2 separate regions of the Homo sapiens genome follow, and region 1 is linked to region 2. The links are chromatin loops, found by intact Hi-C in ENCODE. Cell type or tissue: PC-3. All regions are shown on one strand. Each heading gives the region's core, and the rest is flanking DNA. Links, peaks and the distances in the headings are about the cores only. Region 1 has its middle 230 kb from the start of CAND1. Region 2 has its middle 280 kb from the start of GRIP1.

Region 1 (5,394 bases), core at 60-5,059, 78 kb before region 2:
CTGGGATTGCAGGCGTGAGCCACTGCGCCTGGCCTGAGTATTATATTTTTATTCAGAGATCATTGGTGCAGTATTTAAGTATGCATGTGTATTCCCCAAACCATACTTACACACTTGTCGGAGACTCACACGGGTTTTTCATGCTTCAAGAAATAGATGTAATGTTTCTCGGTATGTTTATATCTTTGAATTCATATTTTTATAATTTTGAAGAAGTATAGGGGCAGGAGGAGGTTGAGAGGCAACTTGGAGATGTTGTGGAGAAGTCAAGTCTTCAGGACTTGATGGGATAAGTAGAAGGAGTCGTAGAAGCCATGGATGGGTAGGTTTAGTAATTTGAAGCTGCCAGAGGAGTGGAGGATTTTAGGGGCCAGCAGTGTATTAAAGAGATTTAATTGTGAAGCCACAACAAGGAGGGCTATGAAGGTACAAAAGTGTTGACATCCTTATTCTGGCTGGGTGCGGTGGCTCACGCCTGTAATCCCAGCACTTTGGGAGGCAGAGGCAGGCAGATCACTTGAGGTCAGGAGTTCGAAGCCAGCCTGGCCAACATGATGAAACCCTGTCTCTAATAAAAATACAAGAAAAAAAAGCCAGGCATAGTGGTGGGCACCTGTAATCCCAGCTACTTGGGAGGCTGAGGTAGGAGAATCTCTTGAACTTGGGAGGCAGAGGTTGCAGTGAGCCGAGATCTCATTGCACTCCAGCCTGGGTGACAGAGTGAGACTCAGTCTAAAAAAAAAAAAAGACATCCTTATTCTGTATTATTATTTATGATTATACTCATTTAGAAGCAGTTAAGGTAAGTAGGAAAGAACTGTGATCTATTCTCAGAATGGTTACCCTCATAAAAGTAAAAGTTATCGTGAAATGCAAACTCGGCTACTAAGTTTTTTTGTCGATGAGTTCAAGCTAATTTTAAGACTCTGGATATATCACCTACCCAACCCAAGCCTCTGGTTGCAATGGTGAAACAATGGTGATGAACCTGATGTCATCCCACTGTAAATATTAAACAATTTTGATGTAAATTTTAGATGAAGAGAAGTCATATTTACATCAACCTTCCAGTGCATGTTGCAACTGATTTATTTATTCAGCGATACTTTTTTAGAATGTATTCTGTGGGGGAACTGGGTGCTGCTCTAGTGCTGAGGGTGTAGCATTTTTCCTCACTTTTTAGTGCTTACTCTTTGGGAAGGAGGTACAGCACTAAGAAGTTAAAAATGCACGTAAATAGATAGTTTGTCAGGATGAGATAAATGATGTGTAGAATATAAAGACTAGGTTAGGGAATAATAATGGAGGAGAGGCTATTTTAGATATGGTAGTTAGAGAAGTTAGTTTCCAATTTCCAAGTGGAATCTAATTTATTCTCTCTCTCTTTTGTTTTTATGTATTTTTGATGTCTTCTTGGCAGCCTCATATCATTGCTAACCTCTCCACTCCATGGAATCACATTTTCCTGCAAACGCATCATGAGCACTTATTTAAATACCTAATCATTGGCAGAAATGCAGCTGTGTTCATCATTGTCAATTCTGATTTGTATGATGTTCCCATCCAAACATACCTCAGGGTACATTTGCACATCTAATTACAACATTAAAACTAATAATAGCCTGATAAAATACTACTCAGACAAATGTCTAAGTAAACAGCTGGCTGTTTCATTGTGTCCTGAAGGACAGGCAGATTCAGACTTTGTTCCCTAACTTAAGGGACTGAATTCCAAACTGCGAACCCTCCCCCATGCACACCCTGCTGAGGGGGGCTGAGGCAGGGGGTGTCTAATTCAAAGGGATATCCTCAGATAAAAGAGCTTCTGCGAAGCCCGAGCTTTATGGAACTGCATGGAGGAAACACGTTTTTTTTTCTACTTTATCCAGTGGTAGGCTGGTATTACATTCAAATCAGACAAAAGTACAACAGAATACTTGTACGAGATGTTTTTAAATTCCAACTTTCCACAGCACCCGAAACTTAATACCTAAACTTTCCAAGGAAATCAGGCTGAGGAATAATTTAATGATGCTTTTCACATATTTGAAGGGGTCATGTTGTTATCACATGGAAAGTAATGGCAAGCTCTATTTGCTGGAGTGAATGGATTTGTGCTTTTTTTGAGAAAGTTCAAATTTGGACAAATTGGTTTTTTATATTATTGGCACATTAGGCCTTCCTATTACCCAAACCGGCAAAGGTGGAATGCAGTCATGTGCTGCATAATGAGGTTTTGGTCAGTGACAGACCGCATAAACAATGGTGGTCCCACAAGGTCATAATGGAGCTGAAAAATTCCTGTTGCCTAGGGCTGTTGTAGCTGTCAGAGCATCATAGCACAGTGGGTTACTCGTGTTTGTTGTGATGCTGGTGTAAACAAACCTACTGCTCTGCCAGTTGTGTTAAAAATGTACAGTCGTGTTCTAGGCTTTCACATTCACTCATCATTTACTCACTGAGTCACCTGGCTCAAGGCCCCGTCCTGCAAGCACCATTCATGGCAAGTGCCTTACATAGGTGTTCCATTTTTTTTATCTTTTATATTCTATTTATATTGTACCTTTTCTATGTTTAGATACACAAATACTTAGCATTATGTTATGGTTGCTTACAGTATTCTATACTGTAACAGGCTGTATGGGTTTGTAGCCTAGGTGTGTAGCAGGCCATACCATCTAGGTTTATGTAAATGCACTCTATGATGTTTGCACAACAATGCATTTCGTAGAACTTATCCCTGTCGTTAAGCCATGCAAACTATGATTAGGAAATAGAAGTCATTCCTTCGTCCCCTGGTGAGTTTCAGTACAGGAAGCAGGCTATGACTCTAACCCAGTTCTAGGTAAAGGGAATTTTTCCTTTAAGATTGACATGTGCCCTCCAGCAGGTTCCTTTTGCCCAGGTGGTTTGAAGCTAATAATTAAGTTCTTTGTTGGTTCTTGAAACATTGACTGAAAAGTTTGACTTGCCTGAAAACATATAGGAAAAGTTTTGAATTAAGAGTGTTGTCCCTTATTGGAATGTGTTACTGAGAGGGGTCTTACAATCATTTCTTTACAGCCTTTAAATAACAATTTAAGTTTTTCATCAGCCTTGATAGATTAGGCTTAGAACTCCTGAGGGGTAAGCACAGATTAAAATAAATCTCCAAGTTGCTTTCTATCTTTTCCTGGCTGTATTATGTGCTACTCTTTTCAGATTCAACAAACATTTAGGATGGCAGGAACACTGTGCCTGATATTTTTACATATATTAATTCAGTTAAAGTAATTCTCACAACAATGTACAAAGCAGGTATCATTGCTTGTGTTATAGATATGAGACAACCAATGGTTCAGGAGGTGAAGTTACTCTTTGAAAGTTGCACAGCTAGGATGGGGTGGGTGAGAGAACTTGGTACCAGGACTTGGAGAACTTGGATTCTGTCTTAAAATTCCATTGATGAGCTCTGAATCTCAGGCCAGTTTTCAGTCTTGTTTTAGACTCCAGTTTCGTCATTTGGAGAGTGAAGGGGTTAGAATGAGAAGATTGGAATACATTTCTTTGCTACTTCTGTGATGTGTGACCTAGGGGAAGCTTGAGAGAGGTACATACTGAATGAACATTACTTTGTTTTTGTACACACTGTGAGAACTCCTTGTGTAGGTATATAGATGTATATTATTACTGGGATGAGAATTTTGGGTGTGGACAGAAAGTAAAACCTGACATCTCTATATGACCTAATGATCAAATATGCAGAGCAAGTGGAGTAGAATTCTCTTACAGCCATTTCTTAATTTGTCTTTATATATATATATATATATATACATGTAGTCTTTGATCCCAGGTCTCCTACCACCCATCACATTGGAAATTTCTGGGTTTATGTCTCCTCCTGAATCTCACTATGTTTGATTATATATAGCTAGGAATAATTAGGCGGCAAGAAAGAGGTTTCTTTATTTTTCTTGAAAAGTGAGTTCTCAGCCTAGGAAAAACTGTCTGGATCTGAGCTGTCCAACCCATACCCATTGCTACTAGCCACATATTGCTATTAAGAAATTGAAATGTGACTAGTTTGAACTGACATGTGCTGTACATATAAAATGCACATTGAATTTCAAAGACTAGTAAGAAAAAATAATGTAAATTATTTAAATAATCATTTTTATATTGGTTACCTGTTAAAATGATAATATTTTGGAAATGTTAAATAAAATATTAAAACTAATCTGCTTCTTGTTATCTTTTTAATGTAGCTCCTGAAATATTTAAGATTATACGTGTTGCTTCCATTTGAACCTTTCATTATATTTTGATGTGACAGTTCTGATTGAGATCTGTGCTTTTCAACCAGAGGCAACTCCCCAACATCTTGCACCCCCAAGGTATATTTGGTAATGTCTAGAGACATTTTTGGTTGTCGCAACTGAGCATGTGACTGCATTTAGTGGGTAGGAGTCAGAGATGCTGTTAAATGTCCTATAGTGCAAAGGAAAGTCCCTTTCCCCATCAACAAAGAATTATCTGGCCCAAAATGTCAGTAGTGCTGAGGTTGAGAATTCCTGGTATAGATATTCAGAAAGAAGTAGGGGAAAAAATTAGGAACAAAAACTCCTTTTAGGTTAATTTGATTTGAAATATTAGAATGAATAAGTATTTAACAACATTAAAGAGGGTCTATTATTGTAGGTAAGAGTAAGGAAATTAGAGACAGTTGGGGAAGAAGCATAAAGGCAATAGATTTTCCTAGGCATTTTAACAAATATTTGTTGAGTGACTACACATCCTTTCTGGAACAAGATGAGGGGAGAATAAATGTATATATACAAACATATACAAATATTGAATTCTGTTCATGTGCGAAGCTTCTACAGGGAAAAGAAAAATAAATAACTATGATTTCCTGTCTTCAAAAAGCCTGCAGGCTAGTAGAAGATGGCATGAGAAATATACTATCTTCTAAGACAACGAAAAGCCTATAGATTTCAAAGGAAAATATACCATGTCTGGTGGGGAAAATTAGGAAAGGCTTTATGGAGAGCATCCTGTCTGAAGTGTATCCCTAACCATGGACAGGACAGCAGTCCGTGGAGATGTTGGAAGGGCATACAAAACAAAGGGAACAGCATGGCCCAAGGCACGGAGGAGGGAAGATACAGGGTATGTTTGGAGTCTTTAATAATCAAGTTGATGAAAGGGTAGAATCTCAATGGGAAGCAGTTGGAAATGGACTAAAAAATGAAAACCCCAAACAAAAGAAGACAAACAAAAACAAATAAGATTAAGATTATTTATAATAGATGGGGAGATTAAAAGAAAGAAGAGATGAGAGAGGCAAAGTGCGTAGGAATAGACATTTGATTTGATGTAGGCAAATAAAAAAGAGGAAGGAATAAAAGATAATCC
Region 2 (5,394 bases), core at 222-5,221:
ATATCTGATGCTGGAGAGTGTGTGGGGTACTGGGCACTCATTCTCTGCGGATGGGACTCTGGAAGCCCCTTTCGTAATATGCATCAAAAGCCCTAAACTCTATTTCCCATTCTAGCAATTTATCCTAAGGAAATAACCAGTTACAAGTATGATGATTTCGACACCAGAAAGTTTATCTCAGTATTGTTTATAATACCTAAATACATAGAAGCAATATAAGTATCCATCAATAATAGATGGTATTACAGTTTATCCACACAGTGGAATATTATGCACTTTGAAAATGATATCTTAAATTTATTCACATGAAGATCTATTTATGCTAGATTGTTAGGTCAAAAATGTAGAATATACCTAGGACCCAAATTTTGGTTCCTAATACCATTCTCCAATAAAAGAAATGAGGGCTCCTTGGAGAAACAGCTGATTCTGGTGCTGGCACAGGAAACAGGATGAGGAGCATTTTTTTATTCCCACAAAGTAAGAAAGTCTTCAAAATCGAAAAATGCTGGGTATGGTGGCCCACGCTTCTAATGCCAGCACTTAGGGAGGCCAAGATGGGAGGATCGCTTGGGTAAGGAGTTCAAGACCAGCCTGGCCCACGCAGTGGGATTCCATCTCTATAAAAAAATTAGCCAGGTGTGGTGGTGTTTGCCTGTACTCCTAGCTACTCAGGAGGCTGAGGAGGGAGGATCACTTGAGCCCAGAAGTTCCAGGCTGTAATGAGCCATGATTGTGCCACTGCACTGTAGCGTGGGTGACAGAGTGAGACCTGTCTATAAGTAAATAAATAAATAAGCAAGCAAAATCCATGTATTTCATTCAAAGAGACACAAGAACCAACTGAAGAGCTCCCAATGACCAAAGATGGGGCAATTTGAGCAATGAAACAATTTTATATTATAATCATAATCCAAAATATATAATAAATATTTATGAGTGTGTACTAAAATACATAATTGAATAAGCAAATAAATGAGGGCTAGAGACAAATCACCCAAGCAGAAAAGTTCCAGATAATTTATGCAGATACTGCACTTTCAAGGAGATGGACTATAAATCTCCACTTCTTAAGTATGGTTTACACATAGTGACTTCCTTCCAAAGAGTAGAGTATGGAAAGAGGAGAAAAATAAGTTTACAGTGAAGAAATCTGACATATACTCCCTCAGTCATGTGATCAAGGTCAATATCAACAGTGATAATTAATGTTGATAGTAGGTGCTCTTAATGTGAAGTGATGAAAATGGCACTTTCCCTCTGTGGTCTTACTCTTCAGAACCTATGACCATAGTCTAATCATGAGACAAACATCTAACAAGTCCCAATGGAGGGACATTTGCAAAATGCCTGACCTGTAACCCTCAAAACTTCAAGCTCATCAAGTCATCAAGAACAAGAGAAGTCTAAGAAACTGCCATAGCCAAGAGTCGCATAAGGAGACATGGTGACTAAGTACAGAGTGTAAAGCTGGATGAGACGCTGGAACAGAAAAAAGAAATATATATATATATATATATTAGATTAAAGCTAAGAAAATCTGAATAAAGTATGGCCTCTGGTTAACAATAATGTATCAATATTGATTATTTAATTATAATTGTGACAAGTCTGAGATCAAGGTGTTTGGCAGGGTTGGTTCCTTCTGAGAACCACGAAGGAAGGCTATGTTCCAGGCCTCTCTCCTTGGCTTATAGATGGCCATCTTCTCGTTGTGTCTTCATGTATCTTCTCCCCATATGTATCTGTATTGATATCCTCTTTTTAGAACACCAGTCATATTGGATTGGGAACCTTCCTAGTGACCGTATTTTAATTTAATTACCTCTTTAAAGACCCTATCTCAAATATGGTTATAGTCTGAGGTCCTGCAGATTAGAGTTTCAACATATGAATTTTGTGGGGGACACAGTTCAGCCCTTGGCACCAGGTTTCTTACTATCAGAGGAAGAAGTTAAAAATAAGCAACAGAGGAAGGCTAGAGTGAACCCTGTGTTGACTGAGTCAGAGGTATCAGTGGGGACTCATGTTTAGTTTAATACATATATACAGGTAGATAACAGAAATAAATATAGATATGTTATGTCAGCTAATATATATGCACATATTGCACAGCTCTGTATGCCGAGGGGGCCTTGATGCAGTGACATCCCAGTAGTAGTGACAAACATGCCTAGTGCCCAGATTGTTTCTAAATACCATTCCCTAGTAAAAGGAGAAATAACTGCTTCTAGCACTGGGACAGGGAAAATAGGACATCATCCTGGGAGAAAATTTAAGGAGAAATGGGATATGTACATAGCCTCAATGTATCTTCTCCTAAACATTTATTAATTGTGTGGTGGCTTTAACATCTTTCTACACTCATTTATATGCCTCTTTCCAAGAGGTGGAGCTCAATTCTCTGTCCCTTAAGTGTGTACTTAGTGATTCACTCTTCTAGAAAGAGAAACGGAGGAACCGTACAGTGGAGAAACCTGGCAGATACCACCTTAACCAGCTGATCAAGTTTAGCATCTCCAGTGATAAATCCTGCTGATATCATCTACTCCTGGTATATTGAAATGAGAGGGTAATTTACCTCACCACACTCCAAAGTCTATAACCCCAGCCTATTAATGAAAATAGCAACAGCGAAAACCCCAATCGAGGGACCTCCAGTGGAATACCTGATCAATTTGCTTCAAAAGTTTCAAGGTCATAACAAAAAAGGAAAGACCAGAAGACACTAAACAGGCCCGATGACTAATGCGACATGCTGTCCAGGAGTGGAAAAGGACATTAGTGGGAAAATTGGCAAAACCCAAAAAAAGCCGAGTTTGGTTAATAGAATTATAGCAATATTAATTTCTTAGCTTTGATAACTGTTACTTAAAATGGCAATATTAGAGGAAGCTGCTTGAAGGGCATATGGAAACTCTTTGTATTATCTGCACAACTAACTCTTGTAAATCCAAACTTATTTTAAAATAAATAGGTTTTAAAATGTAGGATATATAATAGCATTAATTCACTCGAAAGCTCTTCTGTGTGCTAAGAATACTCAATGAATAAAACAGGTAATATGCTTTCCCTTGTAGAGCTTTCATTTTCTCACCAATTGATCCTTTTTTGTTAAATAATGTAGTATAGGCAGGGTGCAGTGGCTCACGCCTGTAATCCCAGCACTTTGGGAGGCCGAGGCGGGTGGATCACTTGAGGTCAGGAGTTCAAGACCAACCTGGCCAACATGGAGGAACCCTGTCTCTACTAAAAATACAAATTTATCCGGGCATGGTGATGCACGCCTGTAATCCCAGCTACTGGAGAAGCTAAGGCAGGGGAATCTCTTGAACCTGGGAGGTGGAGGTTGCAGTGAGCCGAGATTGCACCACTGCACTCCAGCCTGGGCGACAAGAGTGAGACTCTGACTCAAAAAAAAAAAAAAAAAAAACCAAAAAAGTAATATATACTATAATATATATTTTGTTTATAAGTTTCAGTTGGATGATAAATGGAAATATTTGGATGAAGGTGCTATTATTTGAAAGAGGAAGTATATAATTTAAATGAGAATATGGAGTTTTAGAGATAGAAAGGTCTTGCAGAGATTATCTCTTTTAAATCAGTGGTTCTCCGTGTGTGCTTCAGGGCCTACGAACTGGTTAGAGATGCAAATTCTCAGGCTGAAACCCAGTTTTAGCAAATTAAAAACTTTGGTGATCAGGCTCAGCAATCTGTGTTTTAACAAGCCCTCAAGGTGATTCCACTGCTCCAGTCCCAGTATCCTCATAGGTGAAACAATAATAATGCCAACCTCTGATGGTTTATGTATAATGTGTGTAATGCAAACCAATTTAGCAATTTACATGACACATTGTAAGTTGTTCATGAAAAGATATCAATTAAGACTAGATATCACCACCCCCTTAAATGTCTTCATGGCTAACTCCTTCATCTCCTTTGGGGCTTTGCTCAAGTGGCACTTTATCAATGAGGCCTTCTGCGGCCACCCTCTTTGCAAATGCAACTTGCCTTTCTTCCTTTAGTCCTTCTTCCTGGAACTTGCAATCTTCTTTTCTCCTCCCCTCCTTGCACCCCCACTGCCTCCCCCATAGCACGTATCTCCTTCTAATAAATTATATATTTTATATATTCATTATGTGCTTTTTAAATGTCTGTGTCCCTCTGCCAGATTGTAACTTATCAAGGGAAGGGAATCTCTGCATTCACTGATGCAACTCAAGTGCTAAAATCAGTGCCTGGCACATAGTAGGCACTTAACAAATGTTTGTTCCACATCGAATGGTTGATATTACTGTCCGATGAAAGTGGATTACAAATTATTCTTTAGGCACTTTTGGGGTTCTGCATATTTAATTTGACTTAGGACAAGTTTCTTTAATTAGGCTTTGTTTTTGGTACTGACTGATGGTCTCCCCACCCCAGAACCACCAGCTTACTGGTGTGGTTGAGACAGGGATGGGGTTCCAGGACACTTGGCCACAACCAGACATTCATCTTTCTCCTAGGGATCTAGTCCTAAGTGGCTGGATTCTAGGAGAAATTGCACACACAAAAGGACTGTGTAGCTAAAAGAGTTTGATACTCATTTTTCTATACCATTTAGTACAAATGAATTTGTTTTCCCAAATATTGCTGAACTCTGCAGCAATTTTTTATTGGTGAGAGCAGCAGTTAAGATTTACAAAGTTGTTCTTAGAAGATGGAACCTAATAGCGATGTCATGAGGAAAAGAATTAGCAGAAGGGAAGAGATGAGACAGAAGGGATTTAGATGGACCAGGCAGATCCACTGATAGTGGAAAATAAAAGTATGAGAGGTGATAAAGGCAACGTCCACATGAAGAGACAGCCTTGAAACCCAGTAGGAGAAATGCAAACTCTGTGCAGAGGAGTCGGTGGAGAATTCTCAGAGAAATGTTGTGACAGCTGCAAACAAGATGGGTTTTGGCAATATTTTTTAACAGTTTTGGGGGGTCGGAAAGCACTGTTGAAATCTGCTAAACAGGAGACCAGATTTTGAGTATGAAGTTTTACTAGAGGAGCTGAGAAAGACCGTATCCTTATTATTTAGGTTATCGATTGTGTGTGTGTGTGTCTGACACACACTCTTTCTTTGGCTTGTCATTTAGTAGCTGATACAGAATTACTCAGTGTTATTCAGTTTTGTCTACTTTTCTTTTTTTACATTTTTCCTAATCTTTTATAGTGCTGCCTCTTTAATCTGTCATCCCTGGTGAGAACAGGAGTCCTTATAAGAAACCACTAATACCCGTGAGCATCAGAGCAGTAAGAGAATTATATCCATACTTTGGTGATAGCATTTCTAAAAGCCTGCCTTCTCTATTATTTTGCTGAGCAGAATTTATATTTTCCAGATGTCTCAAGGATA

Evidence for each region. A loop is a pair of places that touch in the nucleus more often than their neighbours do. Peaks named below come from ENCODE experiments on the same cell type or tissue, not always from the same donor. Only the 100,000 strongest peaks of a DNase experiment are listed, where the experiment ranks them.
Region 1: it touches region 2 in a loop (2.7-fold over the local background); 1 of 110 quality-filtered maps calls a loop at or near these places.

What each region holds. Positions count from the first base shown.
Region 1 is chr12:67,031,690-67,037,083 of GRCh38, reverse strand. It overlaps a transcript of GRIP1 not described here. Among named protein-coding and RNA genes, the nearest start is that of CAND1, 230 kb to the left of the region's middle. In PC-3, for the core only: no CTCF peak of the experiment used is centred there; DNase peaks (open chromatin) are centred at 2,443 and 2,793; H3K4me3 peaks cover 330 bases; H3K27ac peaks cover 1,725 bases.
Region 2 is chr12:66,953,544-66,958,937 of GRCh38, reverse strand. It overlaps a transcript of GRIP1 not described here. Among named protein-coding and RNA genes, the nearest start is that of GRIP1, 280 kb to the right of the region's middle. In PC-3, for the core only: no CTCF peak of the experiment used is centred there; a DNase peak (open chromatin) is centred at 2,457.